2 separate regions of the Homo sapiens genome follow, and region 2 is linked to region 1. A link is a contact called in ENCODE Hi-C data. All regions are on one chromosome and are shown on one strand. Each heading gives the region's core, a stretch centred on a gene start or an enhancer-like site at or near the end of the contact. The rest is flanking DNA. Distances are from core to core; before and after follow the strand shown.

Region 1 (5,367 bases), core at 1,077-3,576:
AGCCACGATCACACCACTGCACTCCAGCCTGGGCAACAGAGTGAGACCTTGTCTTGAAGAGAAAAAAAGGAAAAGAAAAAGAAAGAGAAAAGAAAATTACTCCTTAAGGTGATTAAATGTGCTTGACTTTGGATGCTCTAGATCGGCGGAAACTAGCAACATCCCCAAATGTAAGACCCGGTAGTAACAAATGGTATCATTGATTCTTCTCTCCATCCATGTGACCAGAGCTTGGTCCCTCACAGGCCATTGAGGGCCAACATCAAAGGCTGTGAGACTGTAAGAGTTCGGAAAACCCCGTGGTGGGGATTTGGTTTGTGATTGGTGACTGGGAGCAAAGTGGCTGGGTAGGGGTCTGAGGATATTTACTTTAAACCGCACCCACCCCAACTCCCATCCCCAGTGAAGCTTGGTTCTGGACTTCTTTCCTAAATCTTTGAGTAAATTACTACTTAAACCTTCCATAGGGATTGGAGATAAGATTGTATCTAAGAATAAGATGGCCCCTTGGCAATCAGCTTGGGAACCTCTTGGCAGACCAGGAGGGCCCCAAGCCCCAGAGTGGGGCAGGGGGATGATTTCTGTGATGTTCCACCCAGGAGAGCAGCTAGAAGCATCCTGTAAGAGATGGAAAACAGATGGGCTGAGAGTGTGTTCTAGAAACATGGCAAGACCACACATATTTTAAAAGAAAATAAACCAGGCTGGGCACAGTGCCTCATGCCCATAATCCCAGCACTTTGGGAGGCTGAGGTGGGCAAATAGCTTGAGCCCAGGAGTTTGAGACAAGACTGGGAAGCATGGCGAAACCCCATCACTACAGAAAATAACAACAACAACAACAAAATTAGTCGTGCCTGGTGGTGTGGGCCTGTGGTCCCAGCTACTTGGGAGGCTGAGGAGGGAGAATCACCTGAGCCCAGGAAGTTGAGGCTTCAGTGGGCTGTGATCACACCACTGCACTCCAGCCTGGACCACAGAACGAGACCCTGTCTCAAAAACAAAGCAAAACGAAACACCCCTAGCAATCAGTTCTTCCTCAGTATCCTCCTCCCATGCCACTTTCTCCAGCTGTCATTCCTGTTCCTTCCCTTCCGCTGAGCACCTTCGTTCCTCCCTGTCTTTCCTTCCCCTTCTTACCTGACAAACTGGTTTCTCTACTCTTGATAAAGTCATCCATTGGTGGCATGTGTGTTCCAAAAATCTACTAGACCAGCATTTCCCAAGTGTGTTTTTGCAAAACACTAAACCCTTGTTGACTAGGCATGTTGGCTGACCCCTGTAATCCCAGCACTTTGGGAGGTCAAGGTGGGAGGATCCCTTGAGCTCAGGAGTTCAAGACCAACCTGGGCAACATAGTGAGACCCTGACTCTACCAAAGGGGAAAAAAAAATAAAGAAAAAAATAATAATTAAAAAAAAACTCTTGTTTTGCTTATTCTGTTAAAAAAAAAAAAAAAAAGGGAGGCAGTGGTCAAATAATTTGGTAAACCTCACATCCTGTACTGCATCTTAAAGATTCACATGCCTGTTAATATATAAAGGATTTTTGGGTGTACTTCAATCCCTTCTCTTTCTCTTATTCTCTCTCTGCCTGATTCCAATTTAGGACCCTTCATCTGATACCTGCAGGTGAGGGATGGGTCACAGCAGCTGTAACACCATATAAATGACAGCCCCACAGTTCTCTTGCTCACTTATTTCTTAGGTTCATCTATTGGAGATGGGACCCTATGGGAACTGAATAGCTCAGCTTCAAAATGCATTTCAAAACTTTTTCCCCCCTTTTTCTCTTTTCTCTCCAGTCTCAAGATGTAACCTTGAAGCCTACTGCAGAAACCCTTTTTTCCTCCTTAGTATTAGGACGTAGCCTTGAAATGTACTTTATTTGAAACACCGCGTCTCTCCCTTTCTTACCATACACTCCCTTACACCATGCACATTTATCTAATTGTACTTGGATCTAATTATGTGCTTACTTAGAAGTTCCAGGGTCTAATCTTGACATAAACCAGACATGGAGGCCCAGCTGCAAAATGCCAGAGATTACCTCAAGGCTGTTAGTCTACAACCCGGCCATCGTTCAGATGACATCAGATCACCCTGACAGTCACCAGGGAAACAAGAGACACAGACCTTGAACTCAGCACCACTCCTGCATACTTCCCATTCCAAGTTCCCCTTTTTAAGTCCCTCTCCCTAGCCTAAAGTTGGGAATGGTCTTTTAAAGGCATGAGCCTGGCTATTCCCCAACTTCTAGCATTTGAATAAAGTTGCTTTCCTTTCACCACACCTCGCTTCTTGTGCTTTTGACCTCTGAGCGGCGAGCAGCAGGACTTGAGCTGGTTACACTGCATCTGAAGCACCCTGGGCTGCCCTCATCACTACTGTTGTAACTCATGTTCTGCAGGAACTGAGAGCCTGAGCAAATGAACCTGAAATTCAGTTTTTTCTTCCTTTTTGGTCCTCCTTACCCCCTTCTATTATATGAATGATATAGTCATAGAATTTGCCTATAAAATCCAGAAAACTTAGTTCCAGCCTATCAAAGTCACCCAGTTATGGGATTAAGATGATAATGATGGAGCAACTTTGTAAAGGGCTTTGAAGATCAGACTGAGACTCAGATATTCCTGGAGAGTGGAGGCTGGTAACCCCCTTTACCTTGTAGCTATTTGCATTCACTGATTTGCAACAGAATTAAGGAGCCCTCTGAATAAAATACTTGAACACTGTCCACGATTAGGATTAAGACATATACAGACATATCTGATTGACTAGGGGCCCCAAGTGGAAGCTAGATGTTTGGAGAATGAAATGGTCAGTATGAGGAATCTGGTGCAGGGAATAGAATAGTGAGTGGACACAAAGCTGAACATGCAGCTGGGAGAGGCGGCTCACGCCTGTAATCCCAACACTTTGGGAGGCCAAGGTAGGAGGATCACTTGAGGTCAGGAGTTTGAGAGCAGCCTGGCTAACGTGGTGAAACCCCATCTCTACTAAAAATACAAAAATTAGGCCGGGCGTGGTGGCTCATGCCTGTAATCCCAGCACTTTGGGAGGCCGAGGCGGGCAGATCACGAGGTCAGGAGATCGAGACCATCCTGGCTAACATGGTGAAACCCCATCTCTACTAAAAATTCAAAAAATTAGCTGGGTGTGGTGGCGGGCACCTGTAGTCCCAGCTGCTGGGGAGGCTGAGGCAGGAGAATGGCGTGAACCCGGGAGGCGGAGCTTGCAGTGAGCCGAGATCGCGCCACTGCGCTCCAGCCTGGGCGACAGAGTGAGTCTCCATCTCAGAAAAAAAAAAAAAATTAGACAAGTGGCTCACCCCTGTAATCCCAGCACTTTGGGAGGTCAAGGTGGGAGGATCCCTTGAGCCCAGGAGTTCAACAAGCTGGGTGCCTGTAATCCCAGCTACTCAGGAGGCTGAGACACGAGAATCGTTTGAGCCTGGGAGGCAGAGATTGCAGTGAGCCGAGGTCGTGCCACTGCACTCCAGACTGGGCAACAGAGTGAGACTCAAAAACATAAATAAATAAAAATTAAATTAAATAAATAAATAAAATAAATAATATAAAAAAATCTCAAAAAAAAATAAATAGAAATTTTAAAAAAATGAACATGTTTGTCCTGGAGTCAGAATGACTTTATTCAAAACCCACCTCTACTGCTTACTATATGCGTGACCCTGGGCCTATTTCTTGGTCTTTCTAAACCTTCTTTCTCTCATGTGGAAAATCGATGCAGTTATAGTTCCTACTTCATAGGGATAGTTGAGGATAGCTGATATAAGTCCTCAGCAAATGTTCATGTTATCAGCAACAAGACTTTACCATCAGAGAGTGGTTAGTGAGCCGCTCTGGATAGAATGGATGTCTACACAGGAACGTCCACTCCATTTGTGTACTCTGGGGAGAAAATGCCTGTGTGTGTGAGGTGAAGGTTCTGAGACCTGTTGATGCTCAAGATTCCTTTCTGTGGACGTCTCTCCTGACATCACTACTTCCACCCCAGTTTCAGAGAATATACGCTACTGCCGTCACCAAATTCTAGACAAATAACGTAGGTAATACTCAGGTACGTTCATTTTGCAAGAGCAATGACATGGATTTCAACTATTAAGATGCAAAGGCTCCAGTATTCAGGCATTGGCAACCTTGGTGGTGATGGCAAGGGTAATGCCTCTCTGGGTTCTGTTGTGGTCTGAGCCTGCAGAGAGCAATGAGAAAGTCCAATACGGGAACGCAAGAGAGCTCCCCAGGTTATTTGCACAACTTCTGCATAAAGTTGGATTTTCTGCAGCCTGCCAAGCAGGGTTAGAAAGCTACCTAGGGTCAGGCACAGTGACCCACTCCTGTAATCCCAGCACTTTGGGAGACCGAGGTGGGCAGGTTGCTTAAGCCCAAGAGTTCGAGATAAGCCTGGACAACATGGTGAAACTCCAACTCCACAAAAAATTAGCCAGGCGTAGTGGCATGTGGCTGTGGTCCCAGCTACCTGGGAGGCTGAAACAGGAAGATCGCCTGAGGCCAGCAGGTCAAGGCTGCAGTGAGCCATGATCGTGCTACTGCACTCTAGCCTGGCCAGAGAGTGAGACCCTGTCTGGAAGGAAGGAAGGAAGGAAGGATAGAAGGAAAGAAGGAAGGAAGGATAGAAGGAAGGAAAGAAAGAAGGAAGGGAGGAAAGCAAGCCATCAAGATTGAATGAATGAACATACAATTGGTGAAGCCCTAGACACCTGGGCTTCATTTATATATTTATATCATGGTAGCAATCATTTATTGAGGACATACTGTTACCAAGCCTGGGCTGGGCACCTTTCATGTTAACCCATTTGCAAAGGTACAAAACTAGTAGGAAAGTTATTCCCATTTTACAGATAAATTAAGTCATCTGCTTAAGTCACATAGGCAGTAAGCAGTAGAGCCAGGTTTTGAATTTAATCTGATTTGGAAGCCCAGGCTCTTCTCTGCTACTCTGCTTTTCTTTATCTACCCTTCTACCATATCTTTCAGTATTGTTTTACACACTCTTTAGTGTAACTATGACTATCTCAAATCTATCTCATCAGTTTGGTCTACTGTTCTTTCCACTTTAGTTTCCTCAAATATTGTTTTTTATGCTCTTTTCTTTTCTTTTGAGACAGTTTCACTCTTGTCGCCCAGGCTGGAGTGCAATGGTGCGATCTTGACTCCCTGAAACCTCCGCCTCCCGGGTTCAAGTGATTCTCCTGTCTCAGCCTCCTGAGTAGCTGGGATTACAGGCGACCCACCATGCCCCGCTAATTTTTGTATTTTTAGTAGAGATGGGGTTTCGCCATGTTGGCCGGGCTGGTCTCGAACTCCTGACCTCAGGTGACCCACCC
Region 2 (5,367 bases), core at 1,907-4,406, 290 kb before region 1:
ACTTTTTCTGATATTAAGTCCTCCCATCCAGGAACATAGACTCTTTTCTCTTTAGGTTTTGTCTTACATCTTTGAATACAATTTCATAGTTTTAGTCCTATGTTCCCTTTGCTCCTTATAGTTCCTATCCCTTCCTTCCTAGATATTTTGTACTTCTGGTCACTTGCAAACAGGGTATTTTCTTCCATTTCCATTCTAACTAGATATTGCATAGACAAAGGAAAGCTATTACATTCTTTATTTCTGTCTTGCCACTACATTCTCTTGTTAATTCTAGTAGCTTATTATTTCTGGATTTGTATTCTAGAAATGCAATCACAATTCCTGAAAAATAAGGATAATTTTTTTTCCTGATATTTACACCAAGAAGGTCTTCTTTGGCTATACAACTGTGCTATGATGCTGTGCTGCTGTCCCTCCTAGCCGCTTCCCCACTGCAGGCATTTGTTCTGGCTGCCCACTGCTGCCCTGAGTGGTCGCCAAGGAATCAGACAGAAGCATTCTATGAGAATATTCCATGATTGCTTTGTTCAGGTGTCACCGATGACAACATAATACAGTAGTTCCTGGTCTCTTAGCTTGCATAGACTTCAATTCAGAGTCATTGATATGTATTTATTGAGCTTACATTTCTAATCATACCAGTCAAATTCCCATTTGGTCTGTTGCATTAGGAGACATGCCCAGCATTAATATCTAATGAGCTTGTCTGTCACTATCTGTCACATTATTCAGTTTTATTTGCCTCATAGCACCAATTATATTGGCAGGTGTATTATTTACTGAATTGTCTCCCTAAGACAGACTATATACTAGGCTATAAACCTGACTTATCTACCCTTTCATTTCTAGTACTTAGAATGAAAACATCTAGTAGGTCTTCAACAAATATTTGTTGAATTAATAAATGAATGTTGTTTTCTGGAAAATAATATACATTGTATTTAAGTAATGCCTTTTTTTTTTTTTTTTTTTTTGAGATGGAGTTTTGCTCTTGTTGCCCAGGCTGGAGTGCAATGGCACGATCTCGGCTCACCACAATCTCCGCCTCCCAGGTTCAAGCAATTCTCCTGCCTCAGCCTCCCGAGTAGCTGGGATTACAGGCATGCGCCATCACGCTCGGCTAATTTTGTATTTTTAGTACAGACGGGGTTTCTCCATGTTGGTCAGGCTGGTCTCAAACTCCCAACCTGAGGTGATCCGCCCGCCTCGGCCTCCCAGAGTACTGGGATTACAGGCGCAAGCCACCGCACCCGGCCAAGTAATTTCTTTTTATTCCAGTGTTTCTTAGTGTTATTAAGAATGGTTGCTGTTGGCCGGGCACGGTGGCTCACTTCTGTACTCCCAGCACTTTGGGAGGCTGAGGCGAGCGGATCAGCTGAGGTTAGGAGTTCGAGACCAGCCCGGCCAATAAGGCAAAACCCCGTTTCTACTGAAAATACACAAAAATTAGCTGGGTGTCATGGCGCACGCCTGTAATCCCAGCTACTCGGGAGGCTGAGGCAGGAGAATCGCTTGAATCCGAAAGGTGGAGATTGCAGTAAGACAAGATGCGCCACTGCACTCCAGCCTGAACGACACAGCGAGACTCCGTCTCAAAAAAAAAAAAAAAAAAAAAAAAAAAAAAAAAGCAAGAAAGAAAAGAAATTTGCAGTTCAAGGGACAGATCAGTCCAAGCACGGTGGTTCATACCTGTCATCTCAGCACATATGGGAGGCCACGGCGGGAGGATCACTTTGATGCTGGGAGTTGGAGACCAGCCTGGGAATCACAGTGAGATCCCGTCTCCACAAATAATTACTAATAATTTAAAATCTAAAGAAAAGGGGGGCGGGGAAGATCAGGTTATTTAAAGTAATTATAGTGTTAAACTTGACATATTAAAAAATGCAGAAATAGTTGTGAGGGATAACTCTCTGGGCAGAGATAGAAATGTATCGTATCTCAACATTTAAAATCTGCATTTCCCATTGGACCATAAGAGATGAACTAGGACCTAATTAATTGGGTTTTCTCCCCGTTTCTTTCTTTCTTTTTTTTGAGACAAAGTCTCACTCTATTACCCAGGCTGGAGTGCAATGGCAGATCTCAGCTCACTGCAACCTCTGCCTCCCGGGTTCAAGCGATTCTCCTGCCTCAGCCTCCAGAGTAGCTGGGATTACAGGCGCGCACCACCACGCCCAGCTAATTTTGCATTTTTAAGTAGAGATGGGGTTTCACCATGTGGGCAAGGCTAGTATCGAACTCCTGACCTCGTGATCCGCCCGCCTCGGCCTCCCAAAGTGCTGGGATTACAGGCATAAGCCACCGTGCCCGGCCTTCCTCCCCGTTTCTTAAAAAGGCTCATGTGAGTTGCATTTCCAGTCCTGTAGAGGTACGTTTAATACTTTTCAAAAAAAAAAAAAACTTATCAGGACTTCGTGAGAAACGAAAGTGGACACCCAAAGCAGCTTGCAGCCGGTCTACTGTTACTTTGTTTTAGCGGACCGACCTGTCTCCAAAATCGATTTGACCATAATGCTAGGATTTAACTAGGGCTTTAGTTTTTATTTCACTCCCCCACTTTACTGGTTTCAACCTATCAATCCAGACGCGTGTCTGGTGCAACGCTCGGGTTTATGGCAAAATCATCTCAGGCATTTGCTTAACCTTCTCCAGAAAGGCATTTTCAGGGGTTCACAGTGAGACGGTGCACAGGTTGGCACAGAGTTAGTAGGGGCAGTTTTGTTTCGATTTGCGGGCAAATCTCTAAGATCTCTCCGTTTAACTTTCGCCCGCAATTCCCAAAGCCGCTAAAGCCGTTTCCGGCGCTCTACCCCGCCGCAGGCCGAGGCTGGCGCAGAGAGACAGGAAGCGCCAGCTCTGGGCGTCTGGGTCCTCGCCTCCTCGGCCGCAGCCCCGCGGCGGCGCGCTCGCGGTGCATTGTGGGCGCTGTAGTCCGGCCGGAACCTGTTTGCGACCCCGAGTCCCATGACACCGCTTCTCCTCACACCCCAGTCCGCAGTGCCCCTCCCCAGCCTCGGCCGGGCCTCCCGGGAGCCGGGCGTGGCGTTCCAGCTAGTGAGCCGTTTCTCCCCTGGGCTCGGAGGCGGAAGCTTGAGGGGCGCGGGGAGGAGCTTCGCGTGCGGGGTGAACGCCCGCTCTACGTGCTCGTTCTCTTCGCGACCGCTGCGCGCGAGCCCCGTGTCCCCACGGCGGGCAGCAGCGGCGGCGGCGGCGGCTGAACGCGGAGGGGGCGGAGGGAGCCCGCGGCGGCGGCAGCAGCTACAGCGAAATGGCGGAGACCGTGGCTGACACCCGGCGGCTGATCACCAAGCCGCAGAACCTGAATGACGCCTACGGACCCCCCAGCAACTTCCTCGAGATCGATGTGAGCAACCCGCAAACGGTGGGGGTCGGCCGGGGCCGCTTCACCACTTACGAAATCAGGGTCAAGGTGAGGCCGTCTCTCCCCTCTCCCAAGAAACCCCTCCCGCTGGCTCTGGTCACCCCCACTCGACCCGGGAGTGGACCCCCGCGGGCAGCCACAGCCTCCCAGGCCGGGAGCCCCCTTGCAGAGGCGGGCCGGGGTCGTGAGCCAGGGCCCCTCTTCCTGTAGGGCTGGTGTGGGGGGCTGCAGAGCGAGCCCGGCGCGCTGGCACTTGGAGAAGGTGCTCGAAGAGGAGGGCGTGGGTTGAGCGCCGCTTGCCCCTCCAGCAGCTGATCAGGGAATGACATTTGAGTTGGAAAGGGGTAGATCTTTCGAGAACACATCCCTTCGCTGGGAAGGGAAAGAGATGTTGACAGAGAAAAGGGGCTTGCGCAAAGTTAAAGCCTTTTCCCAGTTTTCTCTTCCTGGAGACTTCCCAGAGGTAGCAAGCCAACCCGGCTGCTCCAGGCCCTTCCCGAGCTGCTAAAGTAACCTGGGTTGTGCAGTCTTCTGAACGGGACTTAATGAAAGTTCACAGAAGCCTGACAATTTTTGATAGGGCTGAGCCAGACCAGAAGGGTGATTGGACATGGTTGACTTCAGCATTTTGGGCCACCGCCCTGCCAAAGGCTGAGGTGTGGTGTCACCTACCTCATAATCCAGAACTACAGTTGCTTTAAGAAAAGACTAGGGATCTTGCTCTCTTAATTCGAGATTTGCACTTAATTGAATAAAGAAATCAACAGAAATAAAATATACCTAATTTCATAACTAGTATTTGTTGGCAATAATTTAGATGATTTGAAAGATGTTAATTGAAAATAGTGCTTCACTTTCACTCTATAATTCAGGATTAAAGAATTTGCCCATGTATGGAAGCATCTTTAAAAATTAATTACATTAATTTAAAGATGACAGCAAATTATTAAAAGTTAAGTGTAAAGCGATTTTTCCTTTAATCAAAATTTATATGACAAGCTACTATTAACATTTAAGTGAAAAAATTCTCATTAACTTACACACTTTGTGTCGTGAAAAACACAAAAATCAAATTTACCATCCTAACCATTTTTAAGTGTACATACAGCTCAGTAGTATATTCACATTGTTGTGAAACTTAAGTATTTTTAAAAAATGATTCTTACGTAGTTAGCATTGATTTTAAAAAGTTAATCAAACTTTAAGATATGAAACGAATAGTTTAATGTTTCAAGCCACTGTTGTCTTCTTATGGATGTGTAAAATGTGGATCATAGGCCGGGCGCGGTGGCTCATGCCTGTAATCCCAGCACTTTGGGAGGCCGAGCTGGGCGGATCACCGAGGTCAGGAGTTCGACACCAGCCTGACCAGCATGGAGAAACCCCATCTCTACTAGAAATACAAAATTAGCCGGGTGTGGTGGCGCATGCCTGTAATCCCAGCTACTCGGGAGGCTGAGGCCGGAGAATCTCTTGAACTGGGGAGGCAGAGGTTGCCGTGAGCCTAGATCGGGCCATTGCACTCCAGCCTGGGCAACAAGAGCAAAATCCCTTCTCTAAATAAATAAATAAAAATTGAATCATAGGATATGTTGTCATAGGGAAACTGCAAAATCCAGACTTCAGTACACCTGGGGAACTACATTCATACATAAACCTAGTGGAAAAGTGAATGTTTTTCTAATTGTCTGTAATACATGACAGATGGTTCACTAAAAAGAACTTCCTCTTTTGCCCTATTCACTAGTATTTTCTTTTTTTTTCTTTCTTGTGCTAAAACAGAACTTGGTATTCTTGTTTCTATACTTCCATAGCAGGTACTTCCTGTCACAAAACTGAATTGGAATCTCCTGCCTACACTTCCTCCACTTACTTTGAGTTTATCTTGCTGAATGCATTATATTAAATGGGTTCTAGTATAATAATTTAATCCTCTTTTTTTTTTAATACACCTAATACCTTAGCAAATAGCTGATGTG

Evidence for each region. Hi-C counts contacts between places; a loop is a spot of excess contacts on that map. Pooled maps may share reads with other maps.
Region 2: a loop to region 1 is called in a map of dorsolateral prefrontal cortex, with 2.9 times the contacts of the local background. The contact joins the promoter of SNX3 here to the enhancer-like site in region 1. A Hi-C loop is called at or near these places in 2 of 168 maps with a recorded cell type or tissue (dorsolateral prefrontal cortex and esophagus muscularis mucosa) and 4 of 50 pooled maps.

Annotation. Positions count from the first base shown.
Region 1 is chr6:107,969,579-107,974,945 of GRCh38, reverse strand. No RefSeq gene overlaps it. Among named protein-coding and RNA genes, the nearest start is that of SEC63, 14 kb to the right of the region's middle. Within about 2 kb of position 2,326, at least 2 of the 41 ENCODE cell types and tissues checked have a DNase peak (open chromatin) inside an H3K27ac peak, as active enhancers do.
Region 2 is chr6:108,258,829-108,264,195 of GRCh38, reverse strand. SNX3 (sorting nexin 3) reads left to right here and starts at 3,156. Exons shown (of 4, transcript NM_003795.6): 1 at 3,156-3,436. The coding sequence starts at 3,275. RefSeq lists an enhancer at 2,136-2,971 and silencers at 3,099-3,358, 3,469-3,578.